Regions from separate parts of the Mus musculus genome. Here region 1 is linked to region 2. A link is a loop called in an ENCODE intact Hi-C map of the cell type or tissue named here. Cell type or tissue: heart. All regions are shown on one strand. Each heading gives the region's core, and the rest is flanking DNA. Links, peaks and the distances in the headings are about the cores only.

Region 1 (16,684 bases), core at 4,157-12,156, 180 kb after region 2:
AGACATAACTTGGGAAAAGAATCTCAGACGAAAAGAATGCCTCTATCAGATTGACCTATAAGTAAGCCTGAGAGCATTTTCTTAGTGATTGATATGGGAAAGCCCAGTCCATGTGGGCGGTGCCTTCCTAGGTGAGTGGTCCTGGGAGGAGCAAGGACAGGAGCTGAACCTAAACACAAGAAGCAAGTCAGTAAGTTGGGTCTCCTGTGGCCTCTGCTTCAGTTCCTGCCTTGGGTTCCTGCCCAGCTTGAGTTCCTGCCTTAGCTTCCATCAGTAACTGACTGTGACCCAGGATATGTAAGTCAAATAAACTTTTCCTTCCCAAGTTGCTCTGGGTCTTGGTGTTTATCACAGCAATAGAAATCTAATTAACACTTCAGCTATCTAAGTTACTTATTAGCAAACTAACCATGACAATACTCCATCTTCCAAAATTGTAGGTTTTTCTCTGTTCCTGTTCTGAAATTCCACAGCCATGTGCCTGGCACAAGCCTGGTTTGATTCATTTTCATGGGTATTTTAATGGAGACCAGTTGTCTTAGTTAGGGTTTCATTGCTGTGAAGAGACACCATGACCAAGGCAACTCTTAGAAGGGGACAACATTTAATTGGGGCTGGCTTACAGGTTTGGAGGTTCAGTCCACTATCATCAAGGCATGAGCATGGCAGCATCCAGGCAGGCATGGTGCAGGAAGAGCTGAGAGTTTTACATCTTCATTTGAAGGTTGCTAAGTGAAGCCTTGCTTCCAGGCAGCTAGAATGAGGGTCTTAAAGCCAATGCTCACAGTGACACACCTACTCCAACAAAGACACACTTTCTAATAGTGCCACTCCCTGGACCAAGCATATTAACCGCCACACCAATGGTCTAGATATTTGTATTGATCAATTTCGTTTGATGATTTCTTCATTCTGTCTTCTTTCTGAAACTCCTATTGTCTGGGCAGTTGGTCTCACAGCTTGATCTCTAGCTTTATACAAATATGGATATTTTTTAGCCGGGTGTGGTATGTGTACCTTTCATCCTAGCACTTGGGAGGAGGAGGCAGGAAGTTTGAGGTCAGCCTGGTCTACATAGTGAGCTCCAGGCCAGGGATACATATATAGTAAAACCCTGTCTCAAAAAAAAATTTTAGAATATATATATTTATATATATATTTGTACACACACTTACACACACACACACACACACACATTTCCTTTTCGTTTCTGCTTTTTGGCTCTCTTATCCAACAGGTTTCTTTCCCTTAGCTTTCTAATCCTTCGGTTGAGTCTTTCATTTCCGCTGTCAAGGTCATAAATCACAGGGTTTTGATCCTGTTTTATGGGCTCCTTGGTTCTGCTTCACAGTTCCTATGAGGAGACTAAGGACAGTTTTCTACTTGTCTCTTCCATACTCCTCCTTCCCTTCTCCTTGTTGTGGACGGTGGCACTAGAGGCTGTCATCACTGCCTGGTGATCCTTAGCTCTCAGTGTATCTAGAAAAGAGGGTCCCTAACCATTGCTGTGGCTTGCACACATTCCTCAAGCTTCGGACGTGTTGACAAACAAGAAAGCCCTCACTTCATACCAGTGCCGTGCTCACGGAAATGCCAGCCTCTGGATCCATGAGCTCAGCAGTCTTGCTTTGTTTTGTTTTTAAGTAATCTTTCCAGCCTATGGTATGAGTTCACCTCAGCAGAAAAGAACAGTTAACTAGACGCTCAGGAAATGAGGCCTTCATCACTGGTGTTTTCTGTCACAAGGCCACTTGGCTGGAGCACTCAGATAGCAGCAACATGTTCTCATATTTCCTCTTCGGCTGTTCCATTGCCTCGGAGAGCACTGTTCATCTCCTGCTTCAATGATATCCCTTTGGGCGTTCCTGAACTCAAGGAGCTGGGTGAAAAAAAAGTCAGTAAATCCAACCTGTGCTTTGCCAGCTTTCAGTGTTGCTGTGCTCTGCCCTTCACCTCCCTGCTGTTCCTACACTGCAGACTTGCTTCTCTTAGGTATTGGGGCTCAGCCTTTAGTCTTCAGCAGAAGGCAGTACTGCTGTGTGGAGCTAGGGACCAAGCTGAGGTCCATCCATTTATCATACAACTTTTACCCCATCCCCTCACTTCCCTTCTACACCTGCAGAGATATCTAGTGTTGCCAAGTCTTCGTTATCCTGAGTACCCTGAGCATCCTTCAGTATAAAGCCAGGCTACCCTTGGTTTCTCCAGTGACCGTCTTCAAGCTCAGCTTTTTCAGCGTTGCCCACCACTATTCTATCTGCTTTCCCACCTCTGGAGTGCTGTTGATGTCTCTGCTCCCACTCTTTGTCCTTATGCCACTATGCCTTTAATTTCTTTCTGTTTGTTATTTGTAAAGATTTGTTTACTTTCCGTGTGTGGATGTTTTGCCTGAATGAATGTCAGTGAACCATGGGCATGCACCCTCTGAGACCAGAAGAAGACATTGGAGTCTCTGGAGCTAAGGTTACCACTGATTGTGAGTCACCATGAGAGAGAGCTGGGAGCCCACCCCAGGTCCTCTGCAAGAACAATAAGTATTCTTAACGGCTGAGCCATCTCTCCAGCCCTTGTATTTCTTTTTCATTTTTAAGTAATATTTTGAGATGGAGAGAAGATTAATACATATATTCAACACATCATTTTAACCTGATGTCCTGATCATATTTCATTTCAAAATATTTCAACAAACCCTTCAAAGTAGCAATCTGCTCTGTTGCATTTAGAATAACATTTGGTTAGCAAGGCCATATTTCACAATCTTTATAAACTGTTATTTTTATGGCAAGCAAGGTGACCTTTGAGGTGACAGAGACAATTTATTATCAGGAAAAACAGGGAATGAGCTTATTACAAAAATCTCAGGTTTGGGTCTTTTTAAAGATCTCCATTTCCACCAAATATTAAAGGTTTGCTGTTTGGATGAAGAAATCGTACTCAGAAACACAACTGGGAAAAGTCTGGTGGCTGTCTGTTGGGGTCAGGGCACTGGTTCTCCAGCAGCAGGATTGGACTCATCACCAATTGCTTTAGGAACAAGAGAATGACTCAAATTCAAACAGAGGACTGACTGCTTGTGTGTGTGTGTGTGTGTGTGTGTGTGTGTGTGTGTGTGTGTGTGTGTGTGTGCGCGCGCGCATTAGGTTCTAAAACCCCATATGTAAACTCAACCACTGAGCAACACCCCAACCCTTGCCAGGAGTCTGGACCAAGTTTTCTTGCTTCTAAAGAAAGAGTCAAGCATAAGAAAAGAGACATCTGTTGGTGCCCTGGATACTGTTGTTTTTGAATGTCCTGCCCAGGCCTGTGGCAGCCATCTGGCAGGCGCTCTTAGGTTCCCAACAGAAATGCAACAGCCAAGGAAAAGAATGAAAAACCGTGATTTCCTGATGACTTTATCGAGCCTCGGACTGGAATGATCTTGGGCTTTGCCTTGCTGTTAACTCCGGTTATGGATGGTGATATATGGATTGTTTCTGAGCCAACTCAAGCCAGGGGTCCTCCATTGTTTGCAAGTGAAAGCATCCCAGCTCCTTGTGCTGCCAAAGTCCAAGCCACATTCCTAGGCCGGAATGCATTCGTTTCTCAAAAAGTATGCAGACCTGCTGATTTATGGTCCCTTCAGGTCATGCAAATAGGTTCAAGAAGAATGCGTTTAATATCTGTGCCGATGATGAACAAGCACGTGACTCGCACTCAGTTGGGCCTGAAGGTTACTTTTCTGTAGGTATTTATTTCATTGTTCTGCATCTGCCTTTCCATCAGACAAGATTCTATCATATTTCCTCCATTCAGTTCAATCCTAGAGCTTAGATAATAAAGCAGAAAAGGGAAAGAGATGGAATAGAATTTCATCAGTAATTAGAATGGATGATACAACTGTTAATTGCTTGTATCAGTTTTACTATTGTTTTGAGATTATCCTTTTGATGAGATTTCTTCTCTGAAGATGATTCTGAACACCATTAATTGAATTCCAAGGCCATAAATTATTCCCTAAGAGAGAGAGAAAGAGAGAGAAACAACAACAACAACAACAAAAAACGTTTCGTATAATGTGCCAGGTTTGGCAGAAAATACCCGATCCAGGGTTGATGTATGATGGGCCAAAGAAACTAGGTGAACAGATGTTTTAAATTAGGTGTCCTGCTACATGATGGCAGACATTGAGGGTTGAGTAGGTTCAAAGCCTGGCCTGACCACTGATTAGATGGGTAGCTGTGGGTAAGCTACCTAAACACTTTGTGCCTCAAGCTTACTCACTTGTAAGAAGAAGGTAACGGCGATGCCTTTCTCACAAGTCCTTGAAAAGATGAAGAAGGCTGAATGTGTTTCTCCCATCCCGGCAGCAGCCACTCAGACCTGGTCTCTTGGCCTCACTCTGAGCCTGGAAAGTACTCCTGTCCACTTCTATTTTGATCTGTCTGTCCTTCCACTGTAGGAGCTCTCAACTTCCACCTTGGGATTTCTGCCCACTCTTTGTTCTGATAATGTCTTTCTGTTCTATGAGTCTCCAAAGCTCTCCTGTCACCCAAACAAGCCTAGACAAAGGGGCCAGGAGAAGGCAAGCCTTTTCTTAATACTAGTTATTTGGATGGAATGTGTTGGGTTGGGAGTCCTTGAAGGGCCAAGAAGTCCTCTTTGCAAAGAATATCTCTAAGCTGTGAATACAGAAGGACACAGAGAGATAAGACACACAGGAAATAGCGAACTTGTGAGAGGGGGAGAGAGGACTCTGAGAACACCTAAGAGAGTTTTGAACTCCTAGTAGACCATATGACTGGAATAGGAACATGGCCATACAGTGGACAGGGGTAAATGAGTATGTAACCAGCTTCTTGTCACTGTAATAAATGCCTTGGATAAATCAAGTTAAAGGGAAGAAAGGGTTCTTTTGGCTCACAGTTCCTGAGGCACACAGCCCATGGTCATTGCCCTGATTGCTTAAGACCTATGATGAGACAGAATGGCATGGCAGAAGTATATGGCAGAGGAAACCTGTTTCCTTCTCGTTGGCCAGGCAATGAGGAGAGGGCAGAGGTCACAGAACCCTTTGGAGAAATGCTCCCATAGCCCTAACTTCATCCACCAGGCTCCACCTCCTAAAGGCATCAACACCTCCCCAGATCACCACACCTTGGCAACTAAGCTCTTTTCATAGGGTTTTGGGGACATTTAAAGTTCAATAGAAGGGGCGGGGAGAGCATGAGCGGAGCCACCATGCCCTTTCCTTCCCATATGACACAGTCGACAAACACTGTGGATAGAGCCGACATGGTCACTTGATCTTTATCCTTCCTCATCGATCTGCTCACTGCTGGACTCTGTATCAACATTGATGCTCACCCTTGCTCTTTGACTGGAGTTGCTGGGGTTGCTGTCCATCCCCCATCACTTTGTGGGAATATCCTTCTTGTACAGCTACACGCAGCATGTAGGCTGTTGACCACAGCTATAGAACTGGACTCCTGAAGTTCATGAATCAATGAACATACCTCTTCCCAGGGATGTCTTGCTCTCTTCCTGCCAGTGAGAATAGAGAGACCCAGTTACCTTCAAGGGCTCACTCAGTGGCCACCTCCTAAACAATATGGGGGTGGGGGTGGGGAGATATGAAGAAGTATAGCTGAACAGATAGATGCTTTTCATAGTCTCTCTTGGAACCCTCCTATCTCAGGGTGAGGTCATCACATATCGACTGCTTTGGGTGGACTGAGCACTCGAGACTGGGCGTCTGTTCTCTCATAAATGTCAAAACTGCTTCCTCCACTTCTAACAAGGGCAGCCAGCAGACTCCAGTACACAGTGCAGAGTGAACCAGGTCTTGGTTTTGGGAAACCAGCCAGCTACTTCCTAAAGATGTGCTATGGTGACTCATGACCAGCTTCCAGGAGAGAATAATCCAGAATCTATTGCCAGCATTTAACAATAGCAGTAACACTGTCTCCTAGAAATGATGGACGTCACTACCTCCAGGGGAAAAGGAGGTGGTCCGCCCAGCTGCATCCTACAGGAGTCTCCCTTCCTCTCAGGTGGTCAGCAGAGCAAGCGGGATGGGCTGAGGTGTGGGTGAAAGGTTGTCACTTGTTCCACAATCAGGGAGCCTGTAAGTTGTCTCTGTGACCTTCTGAGCCTTGGGGCCCTAGGGTAGTGAAATGAAGCTGTAGTGTTTATGCGATCCTTAAGTCTCTTTAGAGCCCAGAAACTTCTTAATGCAGAGACCCTGCCATACCCCAGATGTGCTCCTGTCTCAGAAGCATCAAATAATTAAACCTATAGAGCCCTAAGCAGAGGGGTGATTCTTCTTGCCTTTTCTCTATCAGCTTTAGTCACCATTGGCCTCATGTCCTGGCCATTGCCGGCTTAACTTGTCTTACTCCCCTATTCACATCAATTGGTCAGAAATGTGGCAGATATTTGGATTTCTAGGAGAGAGGGTCCCACTAAGGCTTCTCCTAAAGAAGCCTTCTTGTCCTGGGCGTCTCGCAAGATATGATGCTTTAAAGAACGAAGAATGCAAGGATGGAGCAGAACGACACCAGTATCTAGGCAGGATGTGATACAGTGGGCTTTAACCTCTTCAAAGGGCCCCTCGGTTGTTATCGACTCTCCTAGCTCTACCAAATGCCTGTGTTTCATACTCAGTCTGACCAGGATGGAATTCATGTTCCATGCAAACCTGCCCTGCTTTCCTCGCTCTCTACTTCAATGCCACCATAAGGATCCTCCCTGCCCTCCCTAGCATCTGATCTAGTCTTAGTCTGATGGGGGCCAGATATTTCCACATCTTCCCCCAAATGCCTGGGGAATATGCATATGGCGTGGTATGAGAATTCAGACCATACCCTCTGGACTTCAGATCCTGGGCATGGGGCAAACTCTAGAGAGTGTTCGTACAGCAGTGGAGGTTAGGCGACATGGCTGTCCTTTTGAAGTGGGAAGCAGGGTAATCGCGTGTAGAACAGGCTAGCGCTTAGGGTTGGTCAAGTGCTTCTATGTATTCAAATGCTAAATTCTGTACCCCAAGAGCTGGTTACCCCAAGACGAGCAAGCAAATTCTCATATACTCCAGTTTTTGTTGTGCAAACCTTGCTCTTCAGGTTAATTGGTCAATAAAAGACTAAAGCCTATGATTGGGCAGTAGAGAGAGAGAAAGGCGGGACTTGAGGATTGAGGGGGGCGTGTCTCAGGAGAGAACAGTGAGGAGAAAGGAGACAAGAGAAGACAAAGAGAGGAAGAGGCAGCCATGAGATGAGATGGGCCATGAGCATGTGACCAGGAGAAAGAGCAAGTGGCAAGGGACATATGGCTGGGATGAAAATTAGAATAGCTCCAAACCTGCCCAATCTAGGCTTACAAATTTTAAATAAATACCAGGATATCTTATATACGGGATAGATAGAATATATAATTCTTACTACAGTTTGCCTCAAAGTCACAGAGCTCTACCTGTCTCTGTCTCCTGATGGCTGGGATCAAAGGTATACACTACTACTACTCCCACGCCCTTCTGGCTGTGTGGAGTGACCTTATTCCAGCCTCTCTTGGTTCCCAAGTTTGCTTTTTCCAGCTTCCCCATTGACCTAGTGAGATCTAATGATTACACAACAGGTAAGCTCCTTTTCTTCTGTGATATCTAGTATTGGGAGTTCATTGTTTGCAAGTAAATACTGATTAGTGTCCTCCCCTCTCCAGATCCCCAGGCCAGTGAGCTGGGGGTCATTCCCGATAGTCCCTGTGACACTCTCATCACTGTCCCCAAGGCCCAGTAGCTCTGCCTGACCTATCTCCCCACTACCCCCCAAACAGGCCCAGATTAAGTTCATTCATAATTCCTACTGTTCTGTAGGCAGGTCTTTCAGCTGGAGAAGTTCATTATCAGGACCATCTGCTTTGGTCAAACTTCCAAGTCAAAGTCCAGGAGCAGACTACCATTCAGTTTCCTTGGTAGAGAAGGAGATGGAGAAAAACGGAGAGCAGACAGGTGCCGAGGGAGTCTGAGAGGAGAGGGACGAGAGAGGCAGGTGAGTGACACAGGCGTGGCTCAGGCCCTCCTGCTGCAGCCTCGAGACTGCCTGGCCAGCTTCTCTGCCAGTGTCACTGGTCCGTGAGCTCTCTATGCTCACGTCAACGAAAACATATTAATTACCCTTTAAATGGAAATAAATTAACTTAAGAAGATGCAGTTTTATCTTGCTTTTATGGCAGCCAAGTTCCCCGAGGATGTGTTAATTGATTTTAAATCCAAATCAGCCTAATGCACTTGGGCACTCTGCCCAGTGGGAGTGAGCTTTGGCTCCTGGAAAGGAAACGGCTCTATGCCAACTGATTTGACACATTTTTATCACTGCGGAGGAGGTAAGCACAACCACGGGTGGAGAAGGTCCAGCAGCACCAGGTCCTCTGTGCAGATAGTAAGTATTTATTGAGCTTCTACTCTATCCGAGCACTGTGCAAAGCACTGTTGTGTAAGGCTGGGCGACTCAGCTTTGGCCCTGAGCACTCTAAAATGCCTACCAGGGGCTTTCTAAAGTGTCATTGCCCGGCCGGTCCTCCCTGACTCGATCTCACTGGGGCTGGCTTTCAAGGCTGGCCAGGCCTACAGGAACCAGATAGTGGGATATCGATGGGCTTCGTGGAAACACTAGGAGAGGAAGTGAGGACAACTACCCAGGGGCCAGCTTGGCTGAACTGGCAATTCTTCCACTTTTCCAAGCTGTTCCTCCATGACGACACAGGAGCTGCATGAGAGGAATAGGGCTGAGAGTCTGGAGAGGTGGTTCTAGTAGCTTAGCATCCTCATCCAGTATTGCCAGATTTAGCAAATGAAGGATGCAAGATACTTCCATGAATTTGAATTTTACATAAATAGCACTTGTTTTTAGTGTATGCCCCCATTTAACAGTTGGGGCATGCTTGCACTAATAGCTACTTAACTGGGTGTCTGTGCTTTACCTGGCAGCCCATCCATTCCCACTCCCGAGAGATACCCCAGACCCCAATGGCTCCCACCCCTGATATGAAGCAACATCTACCCAATAGGAGTGCAGTGGCAGCAGGGAGGGCCTGAAGAGCATCCCAGAGGAGTCTGCCCATAGCTGTGCTCCCCAGAAATGAGATCTAGTTCCACCACCTGCCTTGGCGTATTAATTATATTTCTTGTTGTGACAGAAGAAACTAAAGTATGGCCTTATTTTGGCTCATGGTTTGAGGAGAGAATCTATCAAGTCAGGGAGTAGTGGTGGCAGGAGTGGGAGGTGGCTGGTCATATTGTGTCTAGTCAGGCAGCAGGGGGACATGGCTGGATGCTGGTACTCAGTTGAATTTCCTGTGATTCTTCTGTGGATTCAGTGTAACTACCCTAGCCCATGTATGGAGTCACTTACACCCAGAGCAGATCTTCCCCAGCTAAACCTCTCTAGACATCCTCAGATGTGTGTCTCCCAGAGGTGTGTCTTCTAGGTAACTCCAAACCAACCCAGTTGAGTTGACAATGAAGATTAACCATCACAGCTGGGCACTAACGTGGAGCATCCTAAGGAGAATGCACATGAAAAAGACACCGTCCCACCCAGAGGGACTCAGGGGGACCCAGAGGGACCCAGAGGGCAGCAAAGGAGGAGTTAAGTCAAAACAAATCATCTTGATACAAGGTTAGATGGCCAGGGAACACAGAGAGGGAAAAGCTGATTTGTTTTGGTGGGTGGAAGTCTTGCAGGCGTCCCGGAAGAGGTCATATTCCCTATCAACAAGATTCCTGACATGTATATAAAATAGCCTCCCCGCAGCACCAGCACATATCTGAAACCCTTCAAACTTTGGCTATCATGACAAAGCTCCCAGCAGCCCCAGCAATCCAGTTGCAATTGACTTCCCAGATGAAACGTTTGTGCTATCCATAACCCAGAAGGGAGCCTCACACTGTAATAGAAACATTTCAGCAAGGGCATGCCAGGTAAATACTCTTTACCCCACCGTGCAAGGGGGCTTGTATGCTTAGAGATGTAGCTAGACACTAGGGATTGTGGTGAGCATAGAATGGAATAGCTACCTCAAAGGTCTATCAGGAGCAGGGTAAGGGGAGTTTGGCATCTCAGGGCACTCTCACTTCTATTTGAAAGCTGGGACGCCTGTTCTTGCTGGAGGCAGGCTTCCTCCCAAGGGCCTGCCTGAGCACAATAGCTTGCTCCTGACACTTGGTAGACACTGTGCTAATAGGGAATACCAATCACGCTCTTGGTTAATATTTAGCCACCTGAATTTTGAACAGATAACATTTCAGAGCCTGCTTTATGCTTGCCTACACTGAATGAGGACAAAGAAACACTTCTCATTCATTGCTTCTTCCTTAACAAGGGCGAGCACTTTCCAAAATGCAAACATTCACAGAGTCCTATCTGAGCCTAGCCCTGATAACACCCCAAAGGTGGCTGGAGAAGAAAGCCTTGCTTGGGTTGCTTGTTTGCTGAGCAATACGCTAAGAGAACCTTCTCTGGGGACTGGTTGCGGGGGCCGGGCCGGGGGGCTCTTTGGCATGTGAGAGTGCCATGGGAATGACTCTATAGAGTCAGAAATGGTACCCAGAGATGCCTAGTGCTGAAGGCTCTGGAGACAGAATAGTTGATGGTTAATTAATGCTCCCCAGCAAGTCGGACAGACAGCTCCAGCTGCCCCCACCCCCCACCATGCTGGTCTATTAACAGCATTGGGCTCCTCTTGCAAGCTGGGGCACAGTGAGGAGCTGTCAAGAAGTGTTTTTGAGAAATTAAAGGGACATCTCTAAGTGGGTACACACCCAGGAGCAGGCCAGCCTGCCTGGCTCCTCCTCAGCCTGCCTTGCTCCTCCTCTGGCTCTGAGGGAGTAATGCCTAACAGTATGCCTGTGTTTCTGCAGGAACTTGATTAAAGCTGGCTGCCAGACAGAGCTAGCCTGCGTGTGTGGCCACTTCAAGCCAGGCAGAAGCAGCTCCCAGGCCCTCGTGGGTCCACTGCACTGTGGAATCGGACCCTTAGACCCTCTGAATCCTAGAAGAAAAGAGGTGATACCACTGGGGAGCTAAAGCCTGAGCTTTTACCTCCTCTTCCTCCAAGGGGCTCTACCGGACTCCCCCAGTCTCTCCTGCCTGCCTGCCTGCCTGCCTGCCTGCCCTCCTGAGTGCTATCCCAGGTTTTGAGCCAACTGCCCTTACCATCTCTTCATGTTTTCGCCTTTCCCAGGCCTCTGTTATTACATCTAGCCAGCCATAGCTGTGTGTAAAGTGACATTGTTTTCATCAGACACTGTTGTCCACTGCAGGGGCCCAACACGCCACCCCTCCTCTTCCCCCCTCTCCACTTCTCTCCTACTAGGAGGGTTCACTGGAAGCCACAGGAAGGGGTGTGGTTGCTGTGGTTGCCCAGCTGAGAGCTGGATTGGGGGAAATCAGGAAGTCCAGGCTCCCTTCCAAAGCAAATTGGAAAGATCCGCAGCAGCCAGGGCACTGGATAAACAATTGTCCCCAAATGCAGGGGACAGCCAAGGAGGTTTCAGTTCTATGAAAAGTTAAAACTTTGGTTCTGAAGTACAATCCTACCGATGAGGACAGAGCCTTTTTTTGTTAGTTCTTATCAGGTGTGGGAAGAACCAAAGATGGAGATCGAGCAGTATAAAAAGCAAAGCATCCCTCTGTCTCCATGACCTGCAGTCCCACTCATCAGAGGTAAAGTGTGAGCAGTGTCCGGGGTCAGTGAGGGCTCAAACAGTGAAGCTGCACAGGTTTGGGATGGTGTGTGTGCACTCAAGCACTCACCTGTTGCACACATGTACACGTGTGAGGGTAAGCCTGCGCCATAGTCTAAGAGCGTAGGCTCATCTATTAACTACCTGGGCCCCCTTCCTTCCAAATGCTAAGTCCAACAGTTTATTCAGTTTTTGTTTCCAAAACTGTACCATTTGTACATTATGAATAATAATGGAAACTGCCTATCTCTCTGTGCAGATGTTTTCCAGTTCATGAAACATCCGTAAACTCACAAAGGGCTCGTGTTCTGCGTACACATGCCTCTCAGCCCACCTCCTTCCAGAAGTAAAGATGTCTGCCGTAAACCTCCAGCATATGAACCACTGCGAGGTTTGTGATGCACGCTGCAGCCCTCGGGGAAGTATTATCCCCAAAAGACATAAACGGTGTCCAGACTTGTCTCAGGGTATAGAAGCGGTAAGCAGCAGGGCTGGGTGGAAATGGCAGCTGCCATGCTTCCTGGGAACCAGGAGATCGGATCAGCAGGGAGCGCTGGGCTCATGTAGCTGGGCAGAGGAGGCTCCCAGAGACCCTCACACCTTCCCTTCCTCCTTATGATTGTGAGTGGGCCACAAGGACTGGTTTCAGGAACCATAAGCGTAGAGAAGAGGCTCTTCCCCTCTCCTCCCCTTTGAGATATCATGGCCTCAGTCCATCTGTTTCACAATTGTACTTAAATGCTGTGTCATCACTTTTCCTGGAGACGAAGATGATGCCACCATACACAGTGTAGAACAATACAGATAAACAGGAAATAAAACCCAACAGCTGGTAGAAATGTTCTTAGAGTTTCCCCGAGGAAAGTTAGCACTAATGAAACCTTGACTACTCTCAGGCACTAGCTTTAAGCAACAGCTTTAGACCACCAGGTATAGGACACTCACCCAAATTCAAGGGCTGTTGGTTTCAGTGATATTTAACCTGCATGTGACTTGTGTCAATAGACAACAGTGGGACTTGATAGTTTTAAAGGCTACTGCTTAATTTAAAAAATCAAGTTGAAACACTCTATCCTTTGGGTAGAATCCAATGATGTTCTCAGAAACATCGGCTTGGCCCCTGAGTCTGAAAATGGCTCCGCCTCTCTTCTCTTTAATGTTATTATCAGTGGATTCTGCTATGAAGAAGATAAGCTTGCTCTAGAATTTCAGCAACTGCCACCGTGCGTCACAGAAGCCGCAGGGCGCAGGGCTGTAGAAAGACACAGGCAGATAGGCTGCAGCTACAATGCCAGGCATTGAGTGTCAGAGTGGCCATGTGTGCTCGGGCAGCGGGAGTGGCCAGGAGACACTGGAGTCACTTAGGGGAAAAAGAATCCGAGGAAGGCTGAGGACTCTGCAGGGCCATGGATGGTTTGCGGCCTGTTCAGTAGCAATGGCAGAAGAAGAGGTTTGGCAAGCAAATAGGTGCAGCTGGGCACTGAGCTGAGGTCTCAGTGGTGTGGATAGTGAGGGCGGAAGTTGACAGAAGCCACAGATGTGGCAGGAGGAAGGGGTCTGAGTCAGCATGTGCAGGAGGGGTGTGCTGTTCCAGGGTCTGTCCGGGGAATTTGTTTTGTGGATCCTAGAGTAGTGCTGATTGATTCTTTACAGACAGAAGGACATGGTCTCACAGCACCCAGAGATAAGTGCTGGCCTCTGAGTAGCTTGTAGAAGAACCTTGAGAGATGGGGAGGTGGGGAAGTCTCGGGGTTTTGTTGCCTCTCCTTTAGGGATTCTCTAGAAAGTTTTCATGTTTCTCAAGAAGTGTTGATCTCCAGCCATATTCACACAAACACACACACACACACACACACACACACACACACACACACATGAGAAAGAGACGGAGACAGACAGACAGACAGACAGACAGATGGGTTACTGGTTTACTGTTCCTTCCCAAGAGTTTAAATATGGGACTGTGGGGCATCAGAAGATACTTCTTGGGTGACAAGGGCACTGGAGCAGGAAATAACACAGAACAAGGAAGTGAATAAATAAGCTCTAACTTGTGTTTTCAGAAGATTTTCTTCTTTTCAACTAGAGGACCAAGAAAACAGGGAGGCCAGTGCGTGCTTTGCTACTAACTATTTGGGGTTTTCTTGGATGGATCTTAACCATCTTGGATCTGTTGAGTTGAGGAAGGTACTCAGTACCCTAGCAATCCCAAGGTTGCCATATTTGCCACAGGGAGATGATTGGGCTGGCCTTCATTTCCCTACATGTGCCCCTCACCCTCTGCCACTTAGGAAGGGAGCCAGGAAGTCCTGGAAACAGCTGACCCTGCACTATGTGGTGGCCTCAGAGCAGCTGGCCCTTGGCTGTGAACTGCTCAACCTTCTGGGGCTGGGAGGTGGTGAAGGATCTCCACAGGGACAGATCTATCTACTGAGGGAGGGGACAGCCAGTGACCCCGCAGTGCCTTTGTCTTGGCATCTGTGGCTGGAAGAGCCTAGACCCACTCTGTTCTGGCTGTTAGAGGGCAAGGTGGTAATGGATGGGGAGAGGGAGGGCAGTGGTATTGACCTTTTAGTAGGCAAGAGGAGAGAAGAGAAGACAAGAGAGAGAAAAGCCGAGGACCAGGCAACCTCTCTTGTCTGTGCTTATGTCTGAGATCTCTACAGTCATATTTATTCCCAGAACAGTCAAAAGATACAGATATGTGGGAAACGTGAGGGTTCTGCTATGACCAGGCACCAGTCACAGGGCAGGGCACTCACAGGTTTAGGACTCTAAGACTCGTATCAGCACCCTGCTAGTCTCCCTGGCCACTCGCTTGCCCAGTCTTAGTAAGCAGAGGGGAGGCAGCTTTGAACCCAGCAGTGTGTGGCTATGAGGACCTCTGCTGCTGTAGTTGATTAGTCTGCTCTAATATCCCTGTGGTGGCAGGGGGTTCCTCGATATCTGCCCCAATGCTCTGGATTCTTGAATGAAGCACACACACAAACACACACACACACACACACACACACACACACACAGCCTTATATCTAATATGCCTTAATCAGCTCAATGGCTGGACCACTTCCAAACTTCCACATTGCGAACGCCTCCTCTTTAATACTCCTGAATTATTACTTACTAAAATCTATATTCCATCTTTGCTACCCTAGACTCAGTTGGGTGAAGAGGGGCCCCCTGGGGCCTCTCTTCTCAGCTCTTACATGATTGTACACTCTCTCTTCTACAGATCTCAAGCCCGATCCTTCTGCTTCCCTGGCATGGCGGTACTAAATCCTTCTTCTTCCTTGGGTTTCCTTGCCCGGGAAATCTAAAGTCCCATCTCTGTCTCCCTGCCCAGCCATTGGTGGCCGGCAACTTTATTTACTAAGTAGAACCAACTGGGGGGACAGGGACCCACTGCATCTTATATGAGGCATTCTTGAGCAATTTGGGAACCCATAATGCAAGCATTAAACCAAATCCACAACAGACCTCAGCAGTTTAGCTGCTGTGCGAAAGTATGATTTGAGTGGCCTTCACGGTTTGGGGCAGTGAAGAATTAAGAGGGTGGTGATTCAATCCATTATTTGCAGAGGTGGGACCTGCAGAAAGTTGTTAGGAATGATAAGGTCATGGGTGGGGCCTGACTATGAATCCTACTGCTTTATAAAAGGAGAAACAGAGACCAGATATGCACAGATGTGTACACACTGCTATCATGCGATATTCTGGACTGTATTGGTATTCCATCAGCAAGGATCAGCAAGGAAACAGTCATAGATGAGGGCCCCAGACCTTCTATTTTGGTTATAACTATGGCCAAAATAAACCTCTTTCCCATATAAAGTATCCTGCTTCAAATTTAAAATAACTTCTCTTTATAAAGTAGTCTGCTTATGAAGGCATATTTTGTTTCAGTAGCAAAACAATGAACTAATATCAAATACTGGCCCAAGGATTTCCCATTTTTCCAGAACTCAAGAATACAATCGGTGACTGAGTATGGTATGAAACTCTGGTTCTTTTGGGATGCTCCCTCCTCTGTCCAAACCTAATATAAAATATGAAGATAACTCTCTCTCTCTCTCTCTCTCTCTCTCTCTCTCTCTGTCTCTCTCTCTCTGTCTCTTTCTGTCTCTGTCTCTGTCTCTGTTTCTCTCTCTCTCTCTCTCACACACACATACACACACATCTTTTACCAGCATCTGTTGGAGTTACTTGTAGGTAGGTGGGTCATGGGTCATTTCTTCCTGGGAAATGTTCTATTCTCCAAATGAGGACCATGTTGACTTCTGGAGCTCTGGATCATGGTGCCCCAGTGCACTGTGAAAGCTTAGACAGTAAAGGGCCAAGTGCTTAGCTTAAAGACTCAGGCCAATAAGTCCTCCAACACCAAGTGATCAGTCCTGTGGTCATGTGCTTACAGGTAACATTAAATGTACTGAGAAGGTTGTGTATTTGAGAGAGAGAGAGAGAGAGAGAGAGAGAAGAAGAAGAAGAAGAAGAAGAAGAAGAAGAAGAAGAAGAAGAAGAAGAAGAAATAAGTAAAGAGACCATGGATTAGAGAATGAGCAAGGAGGTGCATGCAAGATATTAGAAGAAAAAAAGGGAAGAAAAATAATGTCATTAATTACAATTTATTCAAAGTAAAACTTATTATGTAAAAAAAAAAAAAAAAAGATAACCAGACCTAGTGGTTTGTTCCTCCTATGGCTAGGAAGCCCAGGGCAGTGATCATGTGCCCTGTCACATGTGTGCATTGCAGCCTAAGGCAGTGTTGCAGATATGTCTGGCATCTTCCAGTGAGTCTACACCTCCCAACTTTGGGAGCTACAAGTACATAACATCAAATCTGGATCAGACTCCAACTGGGCACGTCATGTAGTAGTGTCAAGTTTTCTCTTTGAGGAGTGGAATCATGGATAACTTTCATCCAGATGTACTCAAGGAAAACACTGTGCTAAATGTGAGGCATGGGAGCAA
Region 2 (13,880 bases), core at 5,881-13,880:
TGGCAAGTGTCAGGCAGCTTTTGCTCTAGAGAGTAGAGGCTTGTGTACTGAGCAGCGGGGATCTATTCTTTCCTTACCTTTAGCATTGTTCAGCACTCGGGAAGAAGAAAGGCTTTTACAGTTTGTCTCACATATTTTGGTGGAACTTGTTCGAGCTGACTGGATCTGGTCCTCAGTCCCATCCAGTAGAATGATGGACTGTCACCTCTAAATGAGAATGTAGACAGCTTCCAGCCCAGCAGCCAGCCCAGCTCCTTTTTCTTTCTTTTTTTTTTTTTTAAGATTTATTTATTTATTATATGTAAGTACACTGTAGCTGTCTTCAGACACACCAGAAGAGGGAGTCAGATCTCGTTAGGGATGGTTGTAAGCCACCATGTGGTTGCTGGGATTTGAACTCGGGACCTTCGGAAAAGCAGTCGGGTGCTCTTACCTGCTGAGCCATCTCCCCAGCTCCCCAGCTCCTTTCTCATTGATCGAGAGTGAGAAGATAGAGTCAAGGTCTCCCTCCTCCTCCTCCTCCTCCTCCTCCTCCTCCTCTTCCTCTTCCTCCTCCTTCTCCTCCTCCTCCTCCTCCTCCTCCTCCTCCTCTTCCTCCTCCTTCTCCTCCTTCTCCTCCTCCTCCTCCTCCTCCTCCTCTTCCTCCTCCTTCTCCTCCTCCTCCTCCTCCTCCTCCTCCTCCTCCTCCTCCTCCTCCTCCTCCTCCTCCTCCTCCTCCTCCTCCATGGTCTTTTGTAGAGCTAGGGAGATGCTGAGCTCCTGACTCAGCCCCAGATCCTGCCTCTGACACCAACTGTTCTTATTTCCCTGGTGCCATGATGCCGGGGAGCGTGTCTGCCCAGGTTAGCATGCTCATGAGGCGTCTAGTCAGGTTCCTTACACCCTGTCAGTCGTCAGTCATGTAAGATAAAGACTTCCTCCTTAAGCTTTTCTGGGCAACTTTGTGGGGTTTGGTACTGGCAGTTGCCTCTTCAAATTCTCCAGATCTTCCTGTGGAATCGAGCATGGTCTTTAGAGAAGGATTGGAGAAACCAACCCTTCTCATCCCTCTGTAGCCTTCATCCCTGTTATGTTACAGAGTGCCAAGCATGGGACAGTCTGCGGCTAGTCACTGATCTGAGATCCGCCATTCTCATACTACATGCATACTAAAATAAATAAACAAACACATACAAGAGGCACAGGTGGTCTGAGCTGGGAATGGTGTGGTCTCTAGGCCTTTAGCCCCCCAAAGGAGAGGCTCAGAGCTCTGGAAGAATAATTCACAGCCATCAAACTGTGACCCAGCCTCCAGCACCTGCCACAAAGCTGCTCAGACACTTACCCAGGAGCAGTGGCAGAGCAGGAGCAGGTAGTGTGACTGCAGGTCAGAGAAGTGAGTCCATGGGGCACAGTGAGGGACATGTGCGGGCTGTGCCAGGCACGCCTTGACCTCCACTCTCTCCAGTCACAAGAGCTGCTCGGAGCTGGCCCCATCCTGCCCCTCAGCACCCGGAGCCTTGACAAGGGGATCCAGAGCATCCTGAAGGGAGTGAGCCTAAGGCAGTAGGTATCAAGGGCTTCTTCCATGGGCACTGCTTGTGGACCCAGGCCCATTAGGAGAAACACTGTTGGGATAGTGGTCGGAGCGCCACAGATGCCTATAGCATATGTAACATTGCTAGGTGTCCATGCTCAGCACTTCCTATGTAGGTGCACTTCTTCACAGCTAGTACAGAATTGATATTAACATTGCCCCATTTTCCTGATGAGAAAATAAAGACATGGGTTATACATACACCCTCCTAAGACCAGCCCAAGTCCCTGATAAGGTAGAGCCAGGACTCCAGGCAGGGCCAAGACTCTGTATCAAGCTTGTCTCAGGCTGGTAGAGGCCCTGAAGCAGCAGAGAGGGCAGATGTTGGGGCTCCCCTCCCCGGGAGTATGGGACTGACCTTCGCTGGTCATGGTTCAGTCCTCCCATGAGCGGATCATTCTGTCCTTGGGGCCTTGATGTTTGCCTTAGAAATCTAAACTTTTCACTTTCTGAAAGAAGAGAGACCGACCATGTGAGTGTTGACTGGAACATGAGCCTAGAGAAGCTGCCAGCGCCCCAGTCCTCCGGCAGGAATCCTGCAGGCGCAGCAGGAACTTCCCACCCTGAGGGTCTGAGAGCCAGGGACAGAGCCTGCTGCCACAGTTGTCCCTAAGCAGCCTGCTGGCCAGCCAATGACCCCTCCCGTCTTTTCTCCTTCAGCTGGGGCCCTTGCCTTGTTGTTGCAACTGCAGAGCAGGCTCCCTAGCTATTGTTCTTGGAAGCTTCCAGTGCTCTGAGGACCTCTGAGAAAAGAACAAACAGCTAGGAAAACACAGGAGAGTTTAAAAGTGTTTGTGAGTTCTGTGCTGCGCGGAACAAAAGAGGCATTCGCTAGACTCAGCAGTGTTCTAGGGTAGTGAGGATGAAGCAGCCCTTTGAGGTCTGCTCATGGGCTCTGCTCCGTGGTGGCTGGAGACGCTGCTTGTGTCCGGTGCCTGGCACCTACCCGGGAGAGGGGGCTGGGAGCTGCCTTGGATCTCAGTGCCTTCAATCCTCACCCGGTTCCCAGCTCCCTCCTTTCATCTCACTAGAAGGAAGTCAGTGCCATCGTCCAGTCCCGGCTGTTTGATGCCAGCAACCCAGCCACCCGGCTCTCACAGAACACCTCTAATTGCCTGTGTTCAGCAGAAATAATGAGATCATATTTACAGAGAATCCTATGGTTCCACTAGTGATGATGTGGCTCTCCTTGCTGGATAGTTTGTCTCTCTTATTACATAGGTGTTGTCTCTGTTTTATCAAAACAACTGAGACTGCAAGGTGGGAACTGGCATTGTGGGCCTGCCAGCAACGCCTTGAAGAAGAGCTACAACTCCTCAGATGGCACTGCAGTGAGGGGACTGAGACTGGACGCCTCATCTCCACCACCAGGGACCCACTGTCATCCTTGTCTAGGAAAGTCTCCATGCCCAGCCTCTTGCCTGCTGAATGGGCTTAAGTCACTGAGGTTCCCAACTCCCTTTCCAGCCTCCGGGGTGTAGCCCTGAAGGCCTAGGCCAGTCTGTGAAGGTGCTCGCCTGCCCAGTCCTGGGTGCTGGCCTGCAGCGCCTCAGCAGTGGTTGTAAAGGAGCTGCCTTCTGCCTGTCTTCTGGGGGCCAGCACGCTTGCATCAGGCCGTTCCTCCTTGTGTCTTTCCTATGAGTCATGGCTGTGCAGACTCAGTGGTGGTGTGGTGTAGCATGGACCATAAAGCATTATTTCTCCAGGAAGATCTGTGTTGGGGATGAAAACAGCCTTGGTCCTTGGTGCCAGAGAAGGGTGGGAGGGAGTCCTGGCTGGATGCAGCTGTATCCATCCATGGTCTGTGACAGCAGTTGGGGGGTAGTCAGCTTTCTTCAAAGGATGGGCTTTTCCATTGAGGTTTCAGACAGGCCTTTAGGACTGTCCTTGCCCACTCCACACAATCCCATGACTCCTGCACACTTTTGGGGGTGGCATGAGTGTTCCTTGAGGAGTGTGCCTGCATCCTGTCCAAATGGCTATTTCTCTAAGAAGGAGCAGCTGCCCTGGAGGAGGTACCCAGCATCTGCCTGTGGGAAGAATAGTGCTGTTGAGCTAAGATGAGAAAGCCGAGGTAGTAGAATCGCTGTGCCTGTTCGGGGAGGCGGGGAGGGAGAGCGAGAGCGCCTTGCAAGCATTCCCTGAAAGTAGGTTCCTGAGGAGAGAGTTCAGCAGTGAGAGAAGGAACTCTCTTGAGGACACAGTTTCCAGAAAATAGATGAGTTGTCAGATCAGAGGAAACTCCTCCCCACAGTTTCCAGTGTCACTCTTAGGAGACAGGGGCACAGAGGCTAGAGAGCATCTCCCTGAGTACTGTGGCCCTGGGTGGCCATCCTTATACACTGAAGCCTCTAATTAGTGCTTTTCCCTATGGCCTGTAACAGTGGCTGCCCGTGAGAACTGGGTCCAGCAGAAACCTCAGAGTGGGAGAAGTCAGGGACCCCTGTGTTTGCTGCTTTGGCTTCCACGTGCAGATGCTGCTGGCGTAGGGGTACAGTGGTTGCTGTTGGAAGTGCTGACTGAGGACATCTGCGCTGTCAGGGCTGTGGCTCTTCCTTCCAGATGCTCATGTGAGAGGAGAGAACATAGGAGGGATGACATCTCATGTCTGGAATCAGGAGAACCTTGCAGACAGTGGAAGCAGTTGGCAAAGAGCAACTGCCTTCGTGGAGTGTGAGGGGCTGGGGAGCAGATGCCTTCGTCTCCTGTTGTCTGGAAGCCCCTTCCCTTCTTCCCATCCACATAACTCATTATAAGAATTATTTACCATCTACAGCCAATCATTTAAAAACACACAACGCACTCGTGCAAGCTCCTTTAAAGTAACTCAGCTGGAGTCACATTAATCACTCACTGTCCCTGAGAGTTGCCTTGCTGGCTCATCGATACTTCATGAAACATCTCCGGAGTGAGCAGGCACACCTCATATTTCATTCTTATTTATTCTATAGTAAGGTAGTCTATATTTTATTCAGTCATTCTTATTTCCGTGGGCATTCACTTTGCTTCTGGTTTTTTATTTAATGTATAAGTAATGCCATTATTTATAAATGTGCTTGTGTGTCTTTGTGAATTACTGTTTTTATTTCCCAGGGGTAGATTCCATAGAATATTGAGCTGAAGGGTAGGTAGATTTATAATTTTGATAGGTGTTTCCAGATTGTTCATCCCATAGACCATAATAATTTTCCTTTATATTAGCAGTCTATACAACCACCTCTTTCCTGCCCACTCGAGCTCGGCTGTCATTGTCTGGTTGTGCTGGCCTGATGTGTGGGCAGTAACACCTCATTGCTCTGTAGATTTCCAGTTGCCTGACTCCAGTGAATCTCTGCATCCTTTCCTAAGACTATCTGCTGCTTGAGTTGTTTGTCCGCAGATCACCTGCTGTGTCTTTTCTCTTTCTTTCCCAGCATTCCTAGGGTGAGAAGAAGCCTCTGGGCCAGGTGTGTAGTCAAGAATGTGTAGTCAAGATACAGATCTATAGCTTGGGTAGTGACAGATCGGAGGTTCTATGCCGCTCTGTCTTAAGGATCTGTGACATTTGAGCTCATTGAAACTTGTGTCTAGTTCTCATCTTCATTATGGAGCATGCAAAGTTCTTCCGGCATGGTAACTAACACACACATTTCTTGCTTCTGACATGGGTGTGTAACACATAGGCTTTGGGAGATAAATGCATATCAGGTGCTAGAGAATTCCTAGTCAGCAGTCTGGGTCGGGGAGTAGAGCCTGGGGCAAGAATTGGTTTTGAGTGCCCCATCCTGAGTGCTCATTGCTGAGTGCCCCATCCAGAGTGCTCATTGCTGAGTGCCCCATCCAGAGTGCTCATTGCTGAGTGCCCCATCCAGAGTGCTCACTGCTGAGTGCCCCATCCTCTTCTTTTCCTCAGATCCCAGCCAGCACTGTGTGCAGAACAGATGCCCCACATCTGTGAGCCTTATGACATGCAGGATATGAAGAGAACTTGAGTCTGGCGTCAGGAGGTGCAGGAATCTTTTCCCAGCTCTCCAGGCAGAGGTCATCCTTGGGACCTCAGACCCTCCCTCCATCATGGGTGCACAAACGTGGCTCTGGTTTTAGGGAGAGCCAGTCTGGCTGGCTGTATTCTTGGGTCTACCGGCAGAAGGTGGCACACTATAAAGCTTCCCTTGAGAGGTTTGGACTGGGTGAGCTTTCAGGATAAGTCGCCACCCTTACAGAACGGAATGCAGAGATGGTTCCCCAGCAGATTTTTATCTCACTCTGTTAATTGACTCTTGGAGTGTTCGTGGAATTTCACTCCCTTGGGCCTGGCTCTCGAGGCCTCATGGCCTGGCGCCGACTCTGCAGTCTGGAGCCAAGTTGGACAAAGACTCGCTGCTCCTCAGGCTGTGCCCAGTGGTCATGTTACTATCTTTGCTTGTGCTATTCTGGCCGCTAAGGCTCCTTACTGGCTCTTGGCTGCCTTTCACAGCAGCTCAGGATACAGTCAGGGCTGCCTACAGTCCTCTTCGAGTGTGCATAGTCATCGTTGGGTCCCTGCCTGCCTTGTCATTGAGTCTTGGGGACATAGTGTAGTGTTCCTTCCAAGGAAACTCTAGGTCTGTAGTTTGTTCAGTAAATGATTAGAAAGTGAAGCAGAAAGTTAAATAAAAGGTAAGTACGTGTGTGTGGCCAAATCAGTGAGAGAGAGAGAGAGAGAGAGAGAGAGAGAGAGAGAGAGAGAGAGAGAGAGAGAGAGAGAGAGAGGCTTCACAAACACAGCATCAGCGCTGGGGGTAAGACATGGGTGCTGGGGCTTCACAGCCTGCCCTTGAATCCATTCTCCACTGCCACGTAATGCTGAGGCTTTGACAGGCTGTCTTTGTACTTCAGTTTCCACATCGGTCAGGTAGGAGTCAGGATGATACCCTCTTGTAGAAAAATTGAAAATTAAAATGTGTAAGAACCTCTGAACAAGTCTCAGCACATAGCAAGTGTTAATGTCCCTTAGCAGACCAGCTATTCCAGGAGAAATTACATCGACTTCTTACAGACTTGTCAGAAGTGGAGAAAGAAGTGGGGTTGTCAGAGCCCCAGCTGTAAATTCACCTCTGTTTAGATCCTGTGTGTCTAGTCAGACAGAGGTTCTCTCGGGAAGATTCTACCCTTACTATGGCAAGAGAAAATATCAGGAAGTCCCATGGACCAAGAACCAACTTTGGCCAGACCCTGCGTGAGGGCACCTGAGAGCTCTTTCTCAGCAACCCCCAGATGTGTTCCCATCATACAGGAAGCAAGGCTCAAAAGGGACCAGTCCCTTTTCCAGGATGTTAGATCAGACTCCAAAACTCATGCTCTGCTTAATGGAGCCGAGAGGTGCATGCCTGTGTTCATGTGTGCATGTTCCTGGCAAGTGGGTGGGCGTCATGGACTGCCTCTGTCTTGCTCAGGAGTGTGGGTTGATGTGGGCTGATGGTCCAGGAGTCTGGGGCATCCAGTTAGCCTCAGCCCGTGTTGACCCAGTGTTCCACGGATCACACAAGGCTTTTGCCAGGCTGTACCTAGATACCTTTGAGCCTTGCTGCCATCCTCTGCTCAGTGAGAAATGGTCTTGTCGGCTTTAAGACACAATGACTCCACGCTCACATTGGCTGAGCTGGTACTGATTATGGATTAGTCTCGGCACCGAGGCATTTGCACAGCACATACGCAGCAACTGTAGTGCCGAGTACAGCGGGCAAGATATCAGTTCCGAGGGTATCTCCAGCCAGTCTCAACAGTTTCTCTGCGTATGCAGCAGGCACGCTCTGTTTGAACAAAAACTACGCAAGTAGGCGGGTAAATAGTAGCCATATTTACACATTTCCCCTCAGGAAGCAGCGTCAGGCCATTTCACTTCTACTTTAAATTGAGTGTGTATTTTGGAGAATTCTATTCTGTGGTAACTGAGATAATATAGCTCCCCTGCTCTCTGGGGACAGCATGTATTAGCCTTGTCTGTCAGCCTCACCAGCCTGAAGACAGCAGGTTTCTTTGAGAAAAATGTATCATTATGAAGTTGGCAGCCAAAGTGGTGTACGTATGAGGAGGGAATGATGCAGGAATATCCTGAGTGGCCACTACTACTATGTCTCTTCCCTGAAATCCAGTCTCCATGACAGGTGCACCCCTTCTTAGGAAATGCTGATGCCATCAAACATCTACCCCAAGAGAACTAGACTAGCTGGTGGGATTCATGGAAGCCCAGCCAAAAGTTGGTTAAGTCCCAGCCTGTCTCTCCCTCCTTCCATTTCTCTCTCTTCCTCTCTCTCCCATCCTGGCCCCCTTATCTCCCAGTGGCTTCTATGTTGATGTCCTACTTCAGACTTTACTGGGGGAGAGAATCATTGCCCATGTCCTTAGCTGAGGTGAGCTCAGTAGAGCAGATTGTGATCCAATACAACTGTTGCCCTTATAGAAAGAAGAAATTACAGCAGGCACTCAGAACAGGGGAATGCCACGTGGAAGTGAAGGCAGAAATCGGGGCTTTGCCTCCATCAAATAAAGAAAGGGCCAAGATCATCAGTTAGCCACCAGACATAGCCAGAGGCCTGGGCAGGATCTCAGGAGCCTGAGCTGTAGGCCGAGGAATTCCTGTTGTTTAAACCATCCAGCAGGTTGCACTTTGGTCCAGCAGCCCTAGGGAGTGAATACGGATCCCCCTGCTCCTGGCATGGAGAGCATCCGGCAGGTGAGAGCGAGCACAGGCCTTTTGAATGGGGCTGCTGTCCAGGAGTGTAGATCTACAACATGGTGGCATCTGCTATAGTGCAGAGACAGATTAGGAGAATCGCCAGACAGGGTGTTTTCTAATTCTAGATCTGGCCATTTTTAGTTAAGACTTCATTGCCTGGTCAGTATTTTGGAAATATACTTTGGGGCTGTGGTGAAGAGTGTACTGCAGATGAGGCTCGTCACCGTGCCAGGCTTGCTGTGCCACAGCCTTCGTATCACTCAGGAGTGCTTTAACAGTTGTTATAGAAAGAAATCCTGGCTTTGCTTCCCTAGGGTGAAGCACAGCATGTTTCGTGTGTGTGTGTGTGTGTGTGTGTGTGTGTGTGTGTGTGTGTGTGTGCGCATTCGCGTGCGTGTGTGTCTCCTGTAGGCACATACGCAGAGATATTTATCAGGGACAGATGTAAGAAAGAGAGAACTGGAAGAATAGATTGAGTTTCACTTTGAATATGTTTTACAAACAGATATAGTTCTTTAAACAAAGAAATATTTTACTAAATGGCAAATGAGGGGGAGAGAGTTAGCAGTTAGTTGGATGTGCTTGAGAAAGGCGCCAGTTGTGCCTAATTCCAAACACTTGGGTATATCTGGTTGTATATTTTTATACATGTAATTTGTGCATTTCTGGCTAGCATCTCTGCAGAACTGTTTTCGGTACATGATTGCATTTAGCGAAGGGAAATGAACTGACAGGAGAGGCCTATGATTGCACTTGTATTTGTGGCTCTCCAGGGCTGCCTCTGTGGGTCTCCAGGATCTTGACTGTGGTGTCTGATCTGTGGAGTGAGGAGTGAGACTCATCGTGGAGAGTGGTGTGCAGAGCGCCCTTAGAACTGTCTTCCTTGGGCAGGACCATTTTCAACGTGTATTAAAGTTGATGTGATTCAACTGTATAAAGCTATATAGCATTAGTCTTATTTGCTGTACACAGAACCTCTCCCCCCAACCCCTGCTCCCTCATCCCAGCACTGGCTAGCACCCACTGGACAAGGGAGCCCCACTGTGGAAAATGAGTTTGGCAATGTTTCATATCAGGGTTTAAATTCTCCCATTTAAAAACTGAGGTGGTGTTCTCACCATGCCTGTCTCGTGAGGATATGAGATTATGAAGCCTTGCTGGTCAGTTTGAAGTGGGAGGCTCAGAAAGACTGGTGAGGTTTAGTCCTGACAGTCCTTGTTAAGTATACCCTAGAGCCCACAGCCCTTCCTTCCCTCTGAAAGTTGGGAGGAGACAGCATGCCGCCTTGCCACAGGGAAGCTGCAAAGTGAAGGCTGCACTAGGCAAACAGAACCGAGCGCTGTCTTCCGCAAGGCACGGGGCAGATGCCCCATGTGTTGGGGATTTATTTCCTAATCCTGTTACCAACAGAAAAGGACCCTAAGGAGTCTCTAATTTTATTACCAGCCAGGAGCAGTTTATCTTTGGTCTGTGGCTGGTTGACCAGGGCTCTCTGAGCATCTCCTTGCCATTCTCCCTATCCTTCCAGGGGAGAGCCTGGAGGTTCTAACCTGACCCAGGAGAGTAAATGGGGGAGGATCCCTCTCTTGGGGGCTCAGGATGGGGGCACACACTTGGGTCCTGATTTGGAGGTAGCTGAGCAGTGGGGAAACAAATGAGGCTTCAAGTTAAAACTGGGTTGCTGCTCTCACCTACCCTGCCCTAGCTTCCTGGACAGCCCTCCCTGACCCTCCCTAACCTTCCTGTGCTATGTACAGCAGGACTGCAGTAGCACTCACTGCCAGCAGGGGTCACACCTGAGTTGCACTGAGTTGTTAGCAGACCTTCTATGGGCTCCTCCCCCACCCCAGGCTGATTGGCTGTGCTCTGTAAATGTTCAGCCTACAGACCTGGATGCCACTCTGAGGCACAGCCAACTGGAGATGGTTAATCGCCTGGGAGAGGCGAAGGGGAAGGAGTGCACAGTAAATCACAGTTCTCCCTCTATAAAGAACACTAGTAGATAACAAATGACGGTCCTTTTGGTCTCCACAAAAGCCTTGTGGAGTTATCAGTGATTAAAGTAACTCATGGTTATTTTCTGTCACTTTATCTAATAATGACAAGTGAGATACTGGATGTAAAGAACTCATATTTAGCTTAAAGCAGTCCTTACCCGCACTAGAATCAGTACCTGTGTGGTTCCAACCGACACTAAAGGCTACAAGCAGGGAAACACTGCCTGGCATTAATCAGAAGCCTTGTAGGAGCATATAAATACTACCTCTAAAAGGACACTGTCACCATAAAGGAAAGCCAGGAAATGGGAGGCAGCAAGTCCTTAAAGGCTGTGACAAGCATCAGGAATAAAGGAAAGGTGAGCCCAAGATGCTGGGGACACTGTAAGTCTCAGCAGGATGACCCCAGGGGTGCCGGTCTAGATAGTGTACGTGCATCCTGCGGACCCCAACTGAAGTAGGTCTGCAGTTCATTGCTGTGTAGACTCTGGTTTCTGTCCAGCTGTTTCCCCACAAATCAGGCCCTGCAGAAGTAGTCCTTGCTAACCAGAGCAGACCTAGTGTGACGTGGAAAGGCATTTCTCCTCCTCCTCCCCCTCCTTCTCCTCCTCCTCCTCTTCCTCCTCCCCCTCCTCCCCCTCCTCCTCCCCCCCCCTCCTTCTTCTTCTTTTTGGTTTTTGAGACAGGGTTTCTCTGTGTAGCCCTGGCTGTCCTGGAACTCACTCTGTAGACCAGGCTGACCTCGAACTCAGAAATCCGCCTGCCTCTGCCTCTCAAGTGCTGGGATTAAAGGTGTGCTCCACCACTGCCCAGCTTTCCTGCTTCTTTTTACATAAAGAATATACTGAGCCACTTTCGTCATTAACACTTTAAAGGTGTTAAGTAAAGATCCGATGCTTTTATGTCACCTGCTCTCTCTGATGTGTACAGACATTTGTTTGAGGTAACTGAGCGACTCCACTGTGGGCGCCATGTAACACCTTACTATTGAGTTGCTGCATCCTGTCTGTGACTTCTCTAGTTCTGTTTCTGAAGTCTCATTTCTCTCTTGTGGCCCCTGGCCTCCTATCCCTGCATCCCACTCACACACCATGGTCCCTCGAGGTCAGCTCAATGGCACCAGGCACCCAGAGTGGTCCTGCTAAGTCCATGGTCCTAGGCTCCTATCTTCATTCACCATGAGCCTTTACTCAGTCTGACTCTGGTTGTCTGTGATGCTTGCTTGCCATTTTCACCTTGGTTAGGTTAGGAAACAGCCCCTGTAAAGGCATCCAGGGAGGGTTAGGGAGTGTGTGCAGTGCTGGTCTATGGATCCGACTGAATAGGTAGAGGAAAAAAGATGTGAATGGGTCAGGTGTCAGGATCATCGCTCTCTGCTCTCTGCCCCTCTGGTGTGTGAGAGCTCCATGCTCCTGCTGCCACAGCTCATGCTGGGCTCAGTCCTTCCTCCTCATTGCGGGCTCTACTTCAGACTGTGACCAAATAGCCTTCCTTAAGTACTTTCTTGTCAGTTACTTGCCGTAGCATTGAGAAAGGGGACTAGTTGGCATACTATAGTTATATATGTACTAACGTATGAAAGTAAATACCAGTGGGAGGTAAATTTGCAGGGATATTAGTCTTGGTTCACTTGATCAGTGAGTATTTAGAACATATGATCACATGGCTGAGTAGGACCCTTAGGTACATGCACGTTAGGCCTGTCCAGCCACCAGAATCGAGGTAGTCTGGGGTCAGCTCCTGTCTTCTTGGGGAGCCTGGACAGGTTCATTCCGTGCTGTACAAAGACGCCATTTGTACTGCTTGCGTGAGAGAATGTTACTGTTTCTTCCACTTTTTTGTTTCAGTTGCCCAAGTCCTGAGCCACAGTCCTCTCTGGCTGGCTGTGTGATAGATTTTAAAGGTCACACAAAATGTGGCCTCTTCCTCTTCCCCTTGAGTCAAGGGAGAAGCACAAGAATAATCAATAATTCTAAAAGGCAAAAAGCATCGTTGTTGCTGTTTTAAATTTAGTTCTTGTCTTAGCTTACTTAGGTCTCTCCTGGATTCTGAGCTTGTAGGAGTCGGCCTATGCAACTCGGAAGGATCCAGAAACTATCAATACTGGCTCCTGGGTGTGACAATGTTTCTGCACTTCCCTTTACTCCCAAATAAAACCACTTAGTGTGGCGGCTAGGCCCAGCCTGGTATCCCAGTCTGATATCCTTCCCACGTAGGGCTTGTGCCCCCCTCTTCTCCCTAGCTCCCACAGCATTGCCCCATGCCTGCCTCCCATCAGGCAGCCTGTCCAGTGGGATCATTTCAGTCTACAGATGCTTAAAATCCAGACAGTTGGAAAGTCTTCCGCCTCAGTCACATTGTTATCAAAAAGAAGAGAGAAACGTGGGTAAGGCGTGGAGAAAAGAAAATCCTTGTCCATTGCTGTTGGGGCTGTAGACTTACAGAGTCAATATGGAAAGCAGAAGTGCTCCCGCGTGTGCGTGCGCAAAGGAAGGCAGTCTGTGCTGTAAGGAAACCTGCAGTGCAGTCCGCGTTCACTGCAGCAGTGACAACTGTGGCCAGATACAGAGTGTCCACGGGTGGATGTGTGGATACAGAAAATGTGATAAACGTACACTGGAAGATCCTTCACCCTGTAATAAGGAGGATATTCTGCCATGGCCACAACGTGTGTGAGCTGAGGGCCTTCTACTAAGTGGTATAACCCAGGCACAGGAGGAAGACAGCTTGATCTCGCTTGTACACGGGATCTCAAAGGCAAAAGCTAGGTGTTTACTACACAGAGATGATTCTGGAGGCAAGGTGATAGCTACGGCCATAGAGGTCAGGGTAGGAAGAAAATGTAGGGCTGGGGAAGTCTCAGATCTGATGGACACCAAGGGGGTTGAAGGCAATAGCGCTGTTAGATTAAGGGTTTTTGCTATAAAGAGTATAGATTAGATATTCTACATGCATATGCGTTCACACGCATGTGCGCACATAATAAAAATGAACACATAAAATTAATTTGTTTATCTTTGTTAACCATTTATGTATATATAAATCATCACACTGTAAACATTAAACACATACAATTTAAAAATCAATTCTTTGCTAACTGTTGAAAAAATAAGGCATGCAGGACATACTTTCTGATGTGTTCCAATTTCATATATTTATCTTAGTACAGGGCCAGCTGTTCTCATTTCTGTTCAGGAAACATGATAATCAGAGATTCATTTCTAACCACCATACTTTACTCAGATTACACTAAATCTATAGTATACAAAGTGTCTCTGGGACTAATTAATGTTTTTAAATGTTTACCTAAAGCACATAGAAATTGTATACATTTCTCAAAAAGAGAAAAGAAAAATGACCCAAGGGCCAGGCAGGCTTTGCAGCAGGGGATGTTTTGCTCGGTTCCCTGAGGTGCTCATCAGTCTGTGTTTTCCCATGTGATCTAGGAGGTTAATGAAGGCACTGTGGGGCCCATTGTTATTTCTGCACTGTGAATTGATTAGCCAGAGGATGTACAGTGTGGCAGTGTGTGGCCAGGCCTGTGTGTCTCTGGCAGTGGCCCAACAGACTTTGAAGATAGCATGCTGCTTCCTAGTCACGACCTCTCGGC

Evidence for each region. Hi-C counts contacts between places; a loop is a spot of excess contacts. Peaks named below come from ENCODE experiments on the same cell type or tissue, not always from the same donor. Only the 100,000 strongest peaks of a DNase experiment are listed, where the experiment ranks them.
Region 1: a loop joins it to region 2, with 3 times the contacts of the local background. A loop is called at or near these places in 4 of 42 quality-filtered maps.

What each region holds. Positions count from the first base shown.
Region 1 is chr16:30,784,922-30,801,605 of GRCm38, reverse strand. Gm33502 (a long non-coding RNA gene) reads right to left here and starts at 8,184. Exons shown (of 3, transcript XR_384806.2): 1 at 7,837-8,184; 2 at 5,344-5,520; 3 at 2,793-3,805. In heart, for the core only: a CTCF peak has its summit at 10,842; DNase peaks (open chromatin) are centred at 5,885, 8,515, 10,835, 11,375 and 1 weaker place; H3K4me3 peaks cover 1,100 bases; H3K27ac peaks cover 3,524 bases.
Region 2 is chr16:30,973,628-30,987,507 of GRCm38, reverse strand. All of the region lies in intron 3 of Xxylt1 (xyloside xylosyltransferase 1), which reads left to right. Gm15742 (a long non-coding RNA gene) reads left to right here and starts at 11,037. Exons shown (of 2, transcript XR_384807.2): 1 at 11,037-13,880. In heart, for the core only: no CTCF peak of the experiment used is centred there; DNase peaks (open chromatin) are centred at 5,977, 9,620, 10,097 and 12,767; H3K4me3 peaks cover 375 bases; H3K27ac peaks cover 2,158 bases.